Regions from separate parts of the Mus musculus genome. Here region 1 is linked to region 2. Evidence: chromatin loops called from intact Hi-C (ENCODE). Cell type or tissue: heart. All regions are shown on one strand. Each heading gives the region's core, and the rest is flanking DNA. Links, peaks and the distances in the headings are about the cores only.

What was found. Peaks named below come from ENCODE experiments on the same cell type or tissue, not always from the same donor. Only the 100,000 strongest peaks of a DNase experiment are listed, where the experiment ranks them.
Region 1: it touches region 2 in a loop (2.0-fold over the local background); 4 of 42 quality-filtered maps call a loop at or near these places.

Annotation. Positions count from the first base shown.
Region 1 is chr11:70,503,332-70,510,849 of GRCm38, reverse strand. It overlaps Tm4sf5 (transmembrane 4 superfamily member 5), which reads right to left and starts at 5,576. Exons shown (of 5, transcript NM_029360.3): 1 at 5,346-5,576; 2 at 976-1,056; 3 at 499-635; 4 at 98-281; 5 at 1-8. The coding sequence starts at 5,519. In heart, for the core only: CTCF peaks have their summits at 4,034 and 4,237 (motif pointing right); a DNase peak (open chromatin) is centred at 4,239; H3K4me3 peaks cover 408 bases; H3K27ac peaks cover 388 bases; H3K27me3 peaks cover 2,144 bases.
Region 2 is chr11:70,245,014-70,250,013 of GRCm38, reverse strand. It overlaps Alox12 (arachidonate 12-lipoxygenase), which reads left to right. Exons shown (of 14, transcript NM_007440.5): 9 at 2,668-2,754; 10 at 2,950-3,119; 11 at 4,032-4,153. All of the region lies in intron 1 of Gm40191 (a long non-coding RNA gene), which reads right to left. Among named protein-coding and RNA genes, the nearest start is that of Rnasek, 7.7 kb to the right of the region's middle. In heart, for the core only: a CTCF peak has its summit at 2,376 (motif pointing left); no DNase peak of the experiment used is centred there; H3K27me3 peaks cover 971 bases.

The DNA.
Region 1 (7,518 bases), core at 1,242-6,241, 260 kb before region 2:
GCTGCACCCTGCAAGAAAGAGAAAGAGTAAAGATGAAGCCAAGATCAAACAGGATTTCTCAGCCTCTACCCCCAAGAACGCCCCCAAGCAGTCCTACCTCCTTTTTCCTGCAATCGCCACACAACACACCAAAGGTCGCATTCACCAGCTGAATTCCACACAGCACAAGTTCCAGACTTGATGCGACCACCAGGATTGAGAAGAGTGTCACATTCCAGGGTACCACGTGAGGTGGCGCCTCACACAAATTCCAAAGAGTGTCATTTCGCAAGTAAGCGCCTCTGTGGATGGACGGGGTCATTTAAGAGAAACTGCTTACACAGCAGGCTCTACCACCAACCAGTGCAAGGATCTACTAAGATCTGTAAAGGGCTGGATGGGCTATTTGGAAGGAACTCTCTAGGAGTTCAGTCTGGTCCACTGTTTCTGGACCAGGTAGTAAGAGAGCAGGTGAGGAGAGGCACAGAACGGGGGATACAAATGCAAAGTAGGACTTACTCTGTTTCTTGGAAGTGGTAGTCCCACTTGTTGTCTATTAAGCATTTGGGTCCAATTCGGAGCCCAGCTCCCGCCACTGACAGGCAGTAGATGGCGCCAAGCACCCCAAAGGCGGAGGAGAAGACGGAGCGCAGCATCTAGACGGGGCATGGAAAGGTAAGAAGAGTAGGCCCGCCTCCTCCCTCAGACAGACACCCGTGCCCAGTGCCTCCCGCATACTACCCCGCCCCTGCTCAGCCTGCCTGAAAATACATTTGTCTTTAAACCTTGGATTTGAAGTCAAATGAATCATAAAAGCCATCTACCGTGGAGGTTCAAGGGGCTTGTTAGCCCCCTCTGGTGGGGTTCATTTGAGACCCATGATTGGGAGGGAAGTGGCACCTGAGACCTCCTAGAGGCTGCCTTTAGACAGTGCTTCCGGTTCTGTGGGGGAAGGGATCAGAAACCAAGGCCTAAACTTGTGATTTTGATTCTTACCCTGCAGCGGTTGCCACAGCAACCTGCACCGCAGCAGCCCTTTCCCCCTGCCCGGACCGCTGCAATTCCTGGACACAGCACCTGTGGGATGAGAGAGAGTTGATGTTAGCAGTTCTCCTAGGTCCTCAAGGCCGGACTTGCTTCATTGTCCATCTAGGGAAGCTGCCCATGATGCCCTCAGCCCTTTGGACTGTACAATCTTATCTATACTTTCCCGAATCACTGTTGGACTCGACCTTAAAGTATATTTATTTCTATGCCTGCCTTATCTCGATCCAGATTATAGTTTCCTGGAGGGTTGGGTTTAATATACTACAGCTATCTTAGACAGAAGGCCATCAAACGTTTGGGTGACAGGGGGCAATATGTATTCTGCACAAATGCTTGCAGCATGGTAGGTTCCTACCTGAAAGGGAGTCAGGACCTTCATCCTCTCTATGAATTGACTACTTTCTCAGGGTGCCAGCTTTGCCACTGGTAAAGTGGATCTGCAAGACCTATCTCAGAAGACCACTCTCAGCGTTTAATGAGACAGCAGACGGTTTTGTCATGGCTGGGTCAGAGAGAGTGTCCCATGCTGACACACACCTTCAACAGTACCATAGGATTGTGCTGTTAGAAGGCGCGATGAACAGGCTTGGTGGTCGACTGTGTAAGGATCTGCACAGAGACTCTTGGATCTCAGGGTTTCCTAAGAGTCAGTCTTTGGGTCCTTTTCTCCTTTGTGACCTTTATTATGAAGCTCACACCCACCCAGGTAACCACTCACCTGCTAATAGTCACGTCCAGGCACCCAGACAGCCATATTAAACTGCCTGAAGGAGGTGCTCATTTTGAATGTCTTAGTTTCAACAGCCTCAGCAAGCCTCATGTGAACCTCATAAGAGACCCCAAATTAATTTGCTCTTTGTCTTTTCTTGTCTTCTTCAGTGAAAAAATATCCGTCAATTTACCTAGGCTGGGAGATTTTGACCCTCCTATACAAGGGCTAACTTCAAGTGCTCTATACTTTTCCTCAGTAGCATCTAAATCTCTTAGTCCTTTTAAACTCTATGCACTCAGTCCCTACTCCCCTTCCAGGAGGAAGATGTCCTCTGCCTCCACACTCTAGTTTCATGTCATTCCAGATTCCATCACACATGCTAGCATTTGATTAACTTAATATAAGTTCTTTTATCTGCTCAGTTCCTTTGAGGTATCTTCAAAGATGTCCTAGGCTGATGTGTGTGGGGGTGGGGTGGGGGAGGGAACTGAGGCTAGCCTGGGCTACATAGCAAGTTCTAGGCTATCATGGACTACATGGTAAGACTCACAAAGACTGAACTCACAAGGCATTTGAGACTCCCTTACTCTGCCTCCAACCTCATGTATCCCGACAGCCCTTGCCCTTGTACCTTAGTCCCACTATGTCACATTCTTTACTTGTCTTGTATCCATGGAATTTCATAGCTGGCTTTTTTGTTCTTTTGTTTTATTCTAAGGCTTGATGAGCCCAAGGGCTTTGTGCATGGTAGGCAACTGTACTATCATGGAGTCCATCTCCAGTCCACTTTTCTCTTAAATTTCATTAACTTATTTTGAGACAAGGTCTACTACAGCCAAAGCAGGCATTAATCCATGATCCTCTACCTCCAAAGTGCTTGAATTACAGGCATGTCACTAAACCCGGCTGTCTCCCAGCAACCCCTGAGCCCCACCACTTTCTCCATTTTTCCTTCTTTCCTCTCCTCTTATCTTCTTCCCTGCCCCCCCCCCCCAAACACACACACACACACAGTTTACACTGTCTAGCACCCAGGAAGGATTTGAACACCAGATCCTTCTGCTTTGACCTCCTGCATGCAGGGAGGCATACGCATATGGCACTAGGCCTGGCCTCCACAGCTGACCTGCTCAAGAAAAAACAAGTGTTGGCCAATATGCACAGGACGAGAGGCAGTATTTTGTTCTTCTCCAAGGAAGGGACTGAAAGTTTTAGTCCGATCATCAGTTGCCACCTGAGAGAAAGATCTGCTTAGTTCAACCAATTTCTCAATGTTCTCTCCTTTCTGCCTCATGACAGATCTAAGGACAACATGCCACCTTCTTGCCTTTCTAGTGATGTCACCTGTGCAGACAACTAAAATTGCCTTCCTTTTTTTTTTTTTTTTTAGCTAGAGTCCCACTGTGTAGCCTCAGCTGGCCTGGGATTAAAGGTGTGAGCCACCACATCTGGCAGCTGCATGTGCTGTTAACCACTAGCCATCTCTTTAGCACTCTTCTCCTTTTTAAAAACAAATTAGTTATTATATACAAGTACACTGTAGCTGTCTTCAGACACACCAGAAGAAGGCATCAGATCTCATTACGGACGGTTGTGAGCCACCGTGTGGTTGCTAGGATTTAAACTCAGGACCTCTGGAAGAGCAGTCAGGGCTCTTAACCGCTGAGCCATCTCTCCAGCCCACTCTTCTCTTTTAAAGGAAGGGTCTCTGTGCTGCCTCTTACATAGGCTGGCTTAAACTCTCAGTTCTCCTGTAGTCTTCAGACAGCTGAGAGCCAGGTGCGGTTTTGTTTGCTCACAATTCTGGGGCTTTAAGCTCATCCTTGGTTACAGAGTCAGTTCAAGACATACTGGGTTTCATGTGACCTTGTCTTAAAAACCAAAAAGGAAAAAAAAAAAAAAGTTGGGCCAGCGATGTACGGCTGCAGTCCCAGCATTTAGGAGGGAAGTGGCTTTCTGGGTTCAAGTCTACCCTCAGCTGCACAGTGAGCTCAAGGCAAGGATGATGTGAAACCTTCTCGGAACAAAACAAAACAAAACAAAACAAAACAAGACAAACAGCAGCAACAATAACCACAAAAACCGTGTAGGGGATAGTGGCACACATCTGCCTCTGCAGGTGGATCTCTGTGAACTCAAGGCCAGCCTGGTCTACATAGTGACTTCTAAGTCAGTCACCTGTGAGATCTTGTGTCAAAAAAAAAAAAAATGCAAAACTGAAACAATAAAAAAATACCACCAGAATCCATGCAGGAGGCAGAGTAGAGGGGCTGGTGAGATGGCTCAGTGGGTAAGAGCACCCGACTGCTCTTCCGAAGGTCCGGAGTTCAAATCCCAGCAACCACATGGTGGCTCACAACCATCTGTAAATAAATAAATAAATAAAGGCCTGATGCTGCTATATTTTAAAAAAAGGAGGCAGAGTAGAAAACAGGATGTCAGAGGGCAAGGGAAGGGAGTTGCTATGGGAGCGGTATCTCCATTCAGCTAATAACAATGTGGCCAGCAGAGGGGACCAAAGTGCAACTTCTCCCAGAGAAGTTCAACAGCAAGCAAGTTGTGCTAAAGGTGGGAAACCGTGCTAGGTCGATCTCTGTCTTTATCCCATGCTACACTGGGTTAACCAGTCAAAAGTTCCCCCAAATGGTCAGGCATGTATGTGAAAGGTTCAGGCAGGAAGACTTCAAGTTCAGACTGGGTTATAAAATGATTCCCCGCTGGCTTGATATACTATCAGGATGTTGTTTCTAAATAAACAAACAAAAAGTAAAAAAATGAAAAAGAAAGTTCTCTAAATGGAAGAGAGTTGGAAGATGGGGAAAATCTAGATAGAATATTTGTGGTTTTCTTTTCCTCACTTTTTTTTTTTTTCTTTTTCAAGTAAGGGTTTTTCTGTGTAGCCCTGAAACTTCCTCAGTAGACCAGGCTAGCCTCGGAGATTCAATTGCCTCTGTTTCTGGATTGCTGGGACCAAGGGCGTGCACTATCACACCTGGCTCTTCTCTCCCTAGTCTGCAGGAAGACTGGGACATTTACTCTAAAATACCGACAACCTGGGTCCAGAATTGTATTCTGAGCACTTAACTTAGTACAGACTGGGGATCCTAGCAGACAGGCTGAGAAGGAACAGCTATGGAAGAGAGGGAAAGCAAGCATGGAGTTGGCTGGTGGAGTGTCTAATCTGAGATATCAACCTGGGCTGCAGAGGTTGCTCTGGGCACCCACCCTTGCCCGTTATGACACTGCCCTGAAACTTCCCACACAACTAGCCTTTATCCTCATAATGAGGTGTTTTTTTGTTTTTTGTTTTTTGCATATGTTCAGTAGTAGAGGCAAGGAGAGGCACAGAGAACTTACTCCCACCTAGTAGAGAAGTCCTTCCTTTCCCACATTCCTCAGACACTCAACTCAGGACCCTATGGCTCCTCCAGGACCCTCTACAGAATGGTCACTATATGTGAGCTGATGGACAGACCCCTAATCCCCATCAGACCCTTGCCATTTCATCCAGAGCCAAACGAGTCCTTTCCCCTCTTTTCTTCTCGGTTCCATCCCTGGTCCCTTAGCTCGGTACCCAGGTCCCTGGCTAGCGCTCCAGCATTCTCACCATCAGGCCCCCTCCAATGAAGCCACCCATGAGCCAAACTTGCAAGCTGAGGTTGCCGTCCGTCCAGGTGGTCTTCCCATCAGGTACCAGCAGGAGGGCGTTGGCCACGATGCAGACCAGGGAGAGAGGGATGAGGGAGAGCCCCAGGCAGCGCGCACACTTTCCAGTACACATGTCTGAGGCTTCCAAACAGGCAGGAGCGGAGTGAACGTGAGCAGGGAAGGAAGTGCCAGGCTCCGGAGTTAAACAGGTGGGAGGCTTGGAGCAAAGGTCTGAGGAGAGGAGTGGCTGGTAGACTCGCAATGATAAGAGAGAGGCCCTGAGGAAGTGGAGGGGCTGCAGCTGGAGAGGTGAAGAGAGGGGTGTGGCAGTAGGCGCTGCGGGAGCTGATTGTACAAGGGAAGGTGACTGGGGTCAGCGTCTTCCTCCTTGGTCTGTGTACACCTTTGTACAGCCCCTCCTTGTCTACTTGAAGACTCAACTGAACCCATCACCCCTGGAAGTCTCAGTTGTTACCATCTGTGGAAAAGGTTGGCTGAAGCCACTTGCCCAGAGAGCTGTTGTAAGGATTCGATGGGTTAGAAAGCCTTGTCAATGAGGAAGTGTGGGACAGATGTACGGTGGCCCCATGATTTCTGTCCCACAGGGAGAGGTCTTTTTCTGTAAAGAAAGTAAAAAGACTACAGTGGAGTCAGGCAGGGCTCACCCCAGTAACTGAGCTATTCAGAAAAAGTGTGTTTGAGATCCACCTGGGTGTACTAGATGGTTTTGTGTGTTACATTGACACAAGTTAGAGACATCACAGAGAAAGGAGTTGAGAAAAGACCTCCATGAGATCCATTGTCTCAATTAGTGATCGTGGGGCAGGGCCCAGCTGTTGGTGGGTTGTGCCGCCTCTGGGCTGATGATCCCAGGTTCTATTTAAAAAAAAAAAAAAAAAAGCAGTGGGCAGTGGTGGCTCAGGCCTTTAATCCCAGCACTTGGAATGCAGAGGCAGGCGGATTTCTGAGTTTGAGGCCAGCCTGGTCTACAGAGTGAGTTCCAGGACATCTAGGGCTACACAGAGAAACCCTGTCTCGAAAAGCAGGCTGAGCAAGCCATGAGAAGCAAGCCAGTAAGCATCCCTGTGGCCTGTGTATAAGCTTCTGCTTCCAGGTTCCAGCCCTGCTTGAGTTTCAGTCCTGATTCCCCCAATGGTGGACTATGATCTGGAAGTGTAAGTTGAACAAACCCTTTTCTCCATGTTGAGGCCTGCTCCTTTTAACATAACTGCAGCCATTTTGTATTCAGTCTCCATTTTGCCTTTTTTTTTGTTTTTTTGTTTTTTTGTTTTTTTTTTTTCGAGACAGGGTTCTCTGTATAGCCCCGGCTGTCCTGGAACTCACTTTGTAGACCAGCCTGGCCTTGAACTCAGAGATTCACCTGCCTCTGCCTCCTGAGTGCTGGGATTAAAGGTATGTGCCACCACTGCCCAGCTCTTAAATTTTGTTTCTGCGCGCCCTTTTCTGTTTCTCAGAGTGGACTCTGTCTCTGGTGATACAGTGATGGCTATATGAGCCAAGATGGTCCCATTTTCTTTCTATTTAATTTCAGTTTTATGTGTGTGAGTATTTTGCCCACATGCATATCTGTGAAGCACTTGTGTGCCTCAGGTCTGCAAAAGCTAAAGGAGGAAATTAGATCCCATAGGATTGATATTACAGGTGATTTAACAGTGGGGGCTTGCTTTTTTTCTTTCTTTTGCTTTTTCTTCCTTTTCTTTCTCTCTTTCTCTCACACTCTCTTCTTTCCTTCTTTCTTTCTTTCTTTCTTTCTTTCTTTCTTTCTTTCTTTCTTTCTTTCTTTCTTTCTTCATTTGTCCTCCTCCTCCTTCTTCTTGGCAGAGTCTTAGTATGTAGACACAGATGGCCTGGGACTTGCTATGGACACCAGGCTGGCTTCAAACTCACAAAGATTCACCTGCCCCCGACTCATTTTTCTTTTCTTTCTCTCTCTCTCTCTTTTTTTTTTTTCCGAGACAGGGTTTCTCTGTGTAGCCCTGGCTGTCCTGGAACTCACTTTGTAGACCAGGCTGGCCTCGAACTCAGAAATCCACCTACCTCTGCCTCCCGAGTGCTAGGATTAAAGGCGTGCGCCACCATGCCCGGCACCTGCCTCTGCCTCTTGAGTGTTG
Region 2 (5,000 bases), core at 1-5,000:
CGTCACAAATGAGCTATTTGAAGATAAGAATATCTAATTGGACCTGGAGTTCACCATTTTGTCTAGACTGGCTGGCCAGCAAGTCCCTGGAATCCACCTGTCTCTACCACTCCCCCAACTCAAAGGAGGTAGATACAACATCAAAAATCCTCCTAGCAATCTGTGAGTGAGAAGCTGGAACAGAAAGCTGTATCAACACCTTGGAATTTATTTTAATCGAGCTGAGTCCTTTAACGTCTTTTGGGGAAAATTATAAGTGGGATCTCTGAAGTTCTCAAATATCTGGCAGTCTCACAATGGGCTTACAACATTGCCGAAATATTGTCAGATGGGAGTGGAGGGGATTTTATTCCTACCTTAGAAGATTTAGTATTTAGCCATGAAGACAAGTGGCTATGAACCAACTGTGGATAGAGGAGGTGGCTAGTGGATAAAATGCTTACTGCTCAAGCGTGGGGAACCTGAGTTTGGATCCCCAGCACCTGTGCAAAATCCAAATGTAGTGGCACATCAGTGTGATGGGTGGGAGAGAGAGAGAGAGAGAGAGAGAGAGAGAGAGAGGGGAGGGAATCAACTTCCTCTGGCTTCCACATGGGCACCTTGACACCCATGTCCACACACACACACTCGCAAGCAAATAAAACAATAATAAAAATGAAAAGATCTGAAAAACCCTGATGACATGTCACACGTAGAGAATATGCCAGAGATCACACAATTGGTGAAAGCTTCTTAAAGAATGTGAATGTCAGACCTAGTTCAAGGGACAAAGGAGGTGTCTGGTTTTTAGCCGCATGGTGTGTAAAGCGTTGGTGGGGTATCCAAGTGAGGCTCGTGCAAGAGCAATTAAATCGCTCCAGCTGGGTGCTGCCATCTGACTGCCCAGGCCTGGCCAATATAGTTGTGACTCCTCTGAAATTATCCCCTTGGGTAATACAGTCTGATTAATAGTATCTTGGATTTTATTTACTGCATGAGGCCACCTGCATCTGTGTCTCTAGTCGATGTGTATAGTTAAAGCCTCTATTCACACATGACATTTTCCTTTCTGGCTCAGCCTCCTCTTGTTTCCACCCATCCTAACAACTACATCCCATGGCAAAGGGCTTCACGTCACAGGACACAGAGGAGGGCTAGATGTGCAAATGTCCCAAGGGCTTCCTTACTGTTCACTTTACGGATTTTGTGACTGTCAGAGTCTACATTTCAAACCTTACCTGGGTATATTCCAAATGTCCACTTTTATTGTTTTGTTTCGCTTTTGGAACAGCGGGCTCAGATAGCCCAGGCTGGCCTCAAACTCTCTATAATCAAAAATTTCCTTAAACTTCTCTGGTCCTCCTGTGTCGTTTCCCACATGCTTGGATTAGAGGTGTGCATCACCACACCCAGCTTATGGGGTGCTGGGAATTGAACCTATCCAAGCATTTTGCCAACTGAGCTACATCTCCAGCCTAGATGTGCCCATTTTTAAATGATGTCAGGTCTCTGGTAGTTGTGTTAAAGGATAAATGACATAAATTATAATGTGACACATACTAAATGCTATCCAAAGAGTTCTAGTAATTGTTGTTAGGGGTTGTTTCCAGGCGTCTTTTCTCCTCATGTGGACTTGGGTTGATCTATGTCATTCCGACTCTCATGTGAATTTTCCAAATAATCTCAGACCAATGGGAACTGCTCTGATATCTCAAAGTCAAGAGAGAGCAAGGAGTCACTCCTATGTTTGGCATAAGCAATTCAAATAAGCACCAAGATTAGATGAAGCATGATATTATCTGTGATAATTAGAAGGAGGAGGAGGAGGAAGAGGAGCAGGAGGAGGAGGGGGAAGAGGAGCAGGAGGAGGAGGGGGAGGAGGAGGAGGAGGAGGAGAAGGAGAAGAAGGAGAAGAAGGAGAAGAAGAAGAAGAAGAAGAAGAAGAAGAAGAAGAAGAAGAAGAAGAAGAAGAAGAAGAAGACGACGACGACAGAAGGAAGCATATGAGAATGAGGTGGAGTTTTGTAAGCCATGGAGAAGAGAGGGCCAGGGACAGGATGGGTGGCCACACCTCTGCTGTGTAAGCAGGCAGCTTCATACACACTCCCCCTCAGGCACTCATGAAGAAACCCAAGAGTCATATAACCAAAGACTGGCGGTACAGTTTTGGTAAGGAATATACAGGCTAATTTAAGCTATGCGATATAAATGATAGAATATAAGACAATCAAAAGTGGCTGAGGGCCCCTAAGAAACACGCTCACTCAAGGTGGAAGGGAATGAATAACAGCTACTAATGGGGGATCCTTTATGTGGACAAACACTTCACAGATCACCTACATAGTCACACACATTGCTACAGCTCCCCTAGATAAGAGCCCATTGCTGCCCCCTGTTGGTAGATGAGGATATTGCAGATGAGACAGAATTCTCTTGGCCAAGTGCGTGAGTTACTATAAGGTGTGGGTTGAAATCCTGGTCACTACTGGCTCCAGAGGACAACTCCTGTGGAGTTTAGTGAGTATGAATGAATGATCAGAGAAGCAAGAGACAAGCCTGTCAAAGTGTTCAGCCTGAATGAAAGCACCCAGAGGACAGACAGGAGGACATTATGCTTGGTGTCGGGGGTCACCTTGGTGTCAGGTCCAACAAAGGTCTCAAGTACAGCCCCCTTTAATCTCCACCCAGCTCCTCGTTCCACACATCCGTTACACTATGGAAATTAACACGCGAAGCCGGACCCAGCTCATCTCAGATGGAGGAATATTTGATCAGGTAAGGGAGGTACCTGTTGATTGTCTGAACACTTGGGGATGCCAGACTAATGTCCATGAAATCTCAAGCCCTGGCCTATGAGTCCTGTCCCTCCATATACATGACTGTAAATCTGGACACCCCACCTCGGAGCCCCCACAGCCCTGGTTCTCTACCCCGGCTTCCACCCATTGAGACTTAACTCTCTCACCCCAGGTAGTGAGCACAGGTGGAGGCGGCCATGTTCAGTTGCTTACTCGGGCAGTGGCTCAGCTGACTTACCACTCCCTCTGTCCTCCTGATGATCTGGCTAACCGAGGCCTGCTGAGAATCCCAAGTGCTCTCTATGCTCGGGATGCTTTACAGCTCTGGGAAGTCACTGCCAGGTGAGTGAGAGGGAAATGGATGGAATCTGCGTGGGGGCAAAAAGCATCTCCCCAGAGAGAGAAATTTAAGGACCAGGTGGAGTCAGTTGTAAGGTTTAAAAACAAAGAGACTAGGGGCTGGAGAGATGGCTCAGCGGGTAAGAGCACTAACTGCTCTTCCAGAGCTCCTGAGTTCAATTCCCAGCAACCACATGTTGGCTCACAACCATCCGTAATGAGATCCAATGGTGTGTCTGAAGACAGCTACAGTGTACTCATAAATAAATAAATCTTTAAAAAAGAAAACAACAAAGACCCTAGAAGTAGGGGCGGAACCCAGATGAGGGCGGGGCTGTCAGAGGGGAGGCTTGGGGATCTGCAGGAGTCAGGGTTTTGTTAGGAGTGACTAGCAGCCAGGCACACACGCCTTTAATCCCAGCACTTGGGAGGCAGAATCAGGTGAATTTCTGAGTTTGAGGCCAGCCTGGTCTACAAAGTGAGTTCCAGGACAGCCAGGGCTATACAGAGAAACCCTGTCTCTAAAAAAAAACAAAAAACAAAAAAAAAACAACAAAAAACAAAAAACAACAAATAAAAAATAAAATAAGAGTGACTAGCAGTCAGGTGAAGATTTGTAGAACTACTTTTATCTCATCCTTCCATCAATGTATACAAGCCCTGGGAGCCCTGGGAGCCCTGGGCTGTAACTCCATCACAGGATACTTCTTCAGTATGAGTAAGGCCTTCATTTTGACCCCAATACTGTAATAAACTAATTGAATATTTAAATGAGAATTAAAACCTCAAAACACAAATCTGGTAGGATTTGGCCCAGGCACAGTGAGAGCCAGATGAGAGGTGGCTATAAACACGGGGTGCAGAGGTGAGAGGCAGGAGCCTTCTGCTCTCAGCTCTGCTTCCTTCTCTGGGCAGGTATGTGAAGGGGATGGTCCATCTCTTCTACCAGAGTGATGATATTGTGAGGGGAGACCCAGAGCTGCAGGCCTGGTGTCGGGAGATCACTGAAGTGGGGCTGTGCCATGCCCAGGACAGAGGTAAGATCTGTCCCAGAGACAGTGCCCAGACAGAGAGCCTTCCCCGGACCTCAGGGGAGGAACTCCCCAATCACACCTTCCCTTCTATTCATGAAAGCATCTGCCATGCCTCCAAACACCCAGGAGCAACCTCTATACCCAGGTTATCCTCATAAAGAGACCCGCCCATCACTCATGCCTGTCTGTCATGTCCCTAACATGCCATAGCACGCGGCTCAACCAGTACAGAGCCACAGCCAGTGAGATCTGCCTGGTCCCTACTGAGGTTTATGTCCTGCAGTCATGGTTCCCTGCCTGAAGACATAAATGGGAAACATCACCCTGCCCCAAAGCCCTCGGGTCTGACCATGGCTGTCCGTTTTCCTCCTGCCTGCTGCTGTCCACACACAGAGGCTTCTGGCATGCTGCACATCTGCCAGACTGCAAGGTCATTTCTGGGTGCCATCTCAACGATCTCTGCATGCTCAACTCTGAGTTCAGTGCCCTAATCCTTGGAGTTCAGGTTTCTCTGGTTAATCTGGCCCTCAATCTCTACCAGCAGTGAGGGTGCAACCTCTACTTCTAGTCAGCTTCTATCTGTTTCTGCCTTTACCTACTGAAAGAACTAGCCCTTCATGGGTTATCTAAACATAGGGTCTCCCCGACTCTGGCTTTGAGGTCCCTTTCATACTCAAGACTACTGTCTTAGATAGGGTTTTACGGCTGTGAACAGATACCATGGCCAAGGCAACTCAGGAGGACAACATTTAATTGGGGCTGGCTTACACTTTCCAAGGTTCTGTCCATTATCATGGAGGAAAAACACGGCAGCATCCAGGCAGGCATGGTGCAGAAGCTGAGAGTTTTA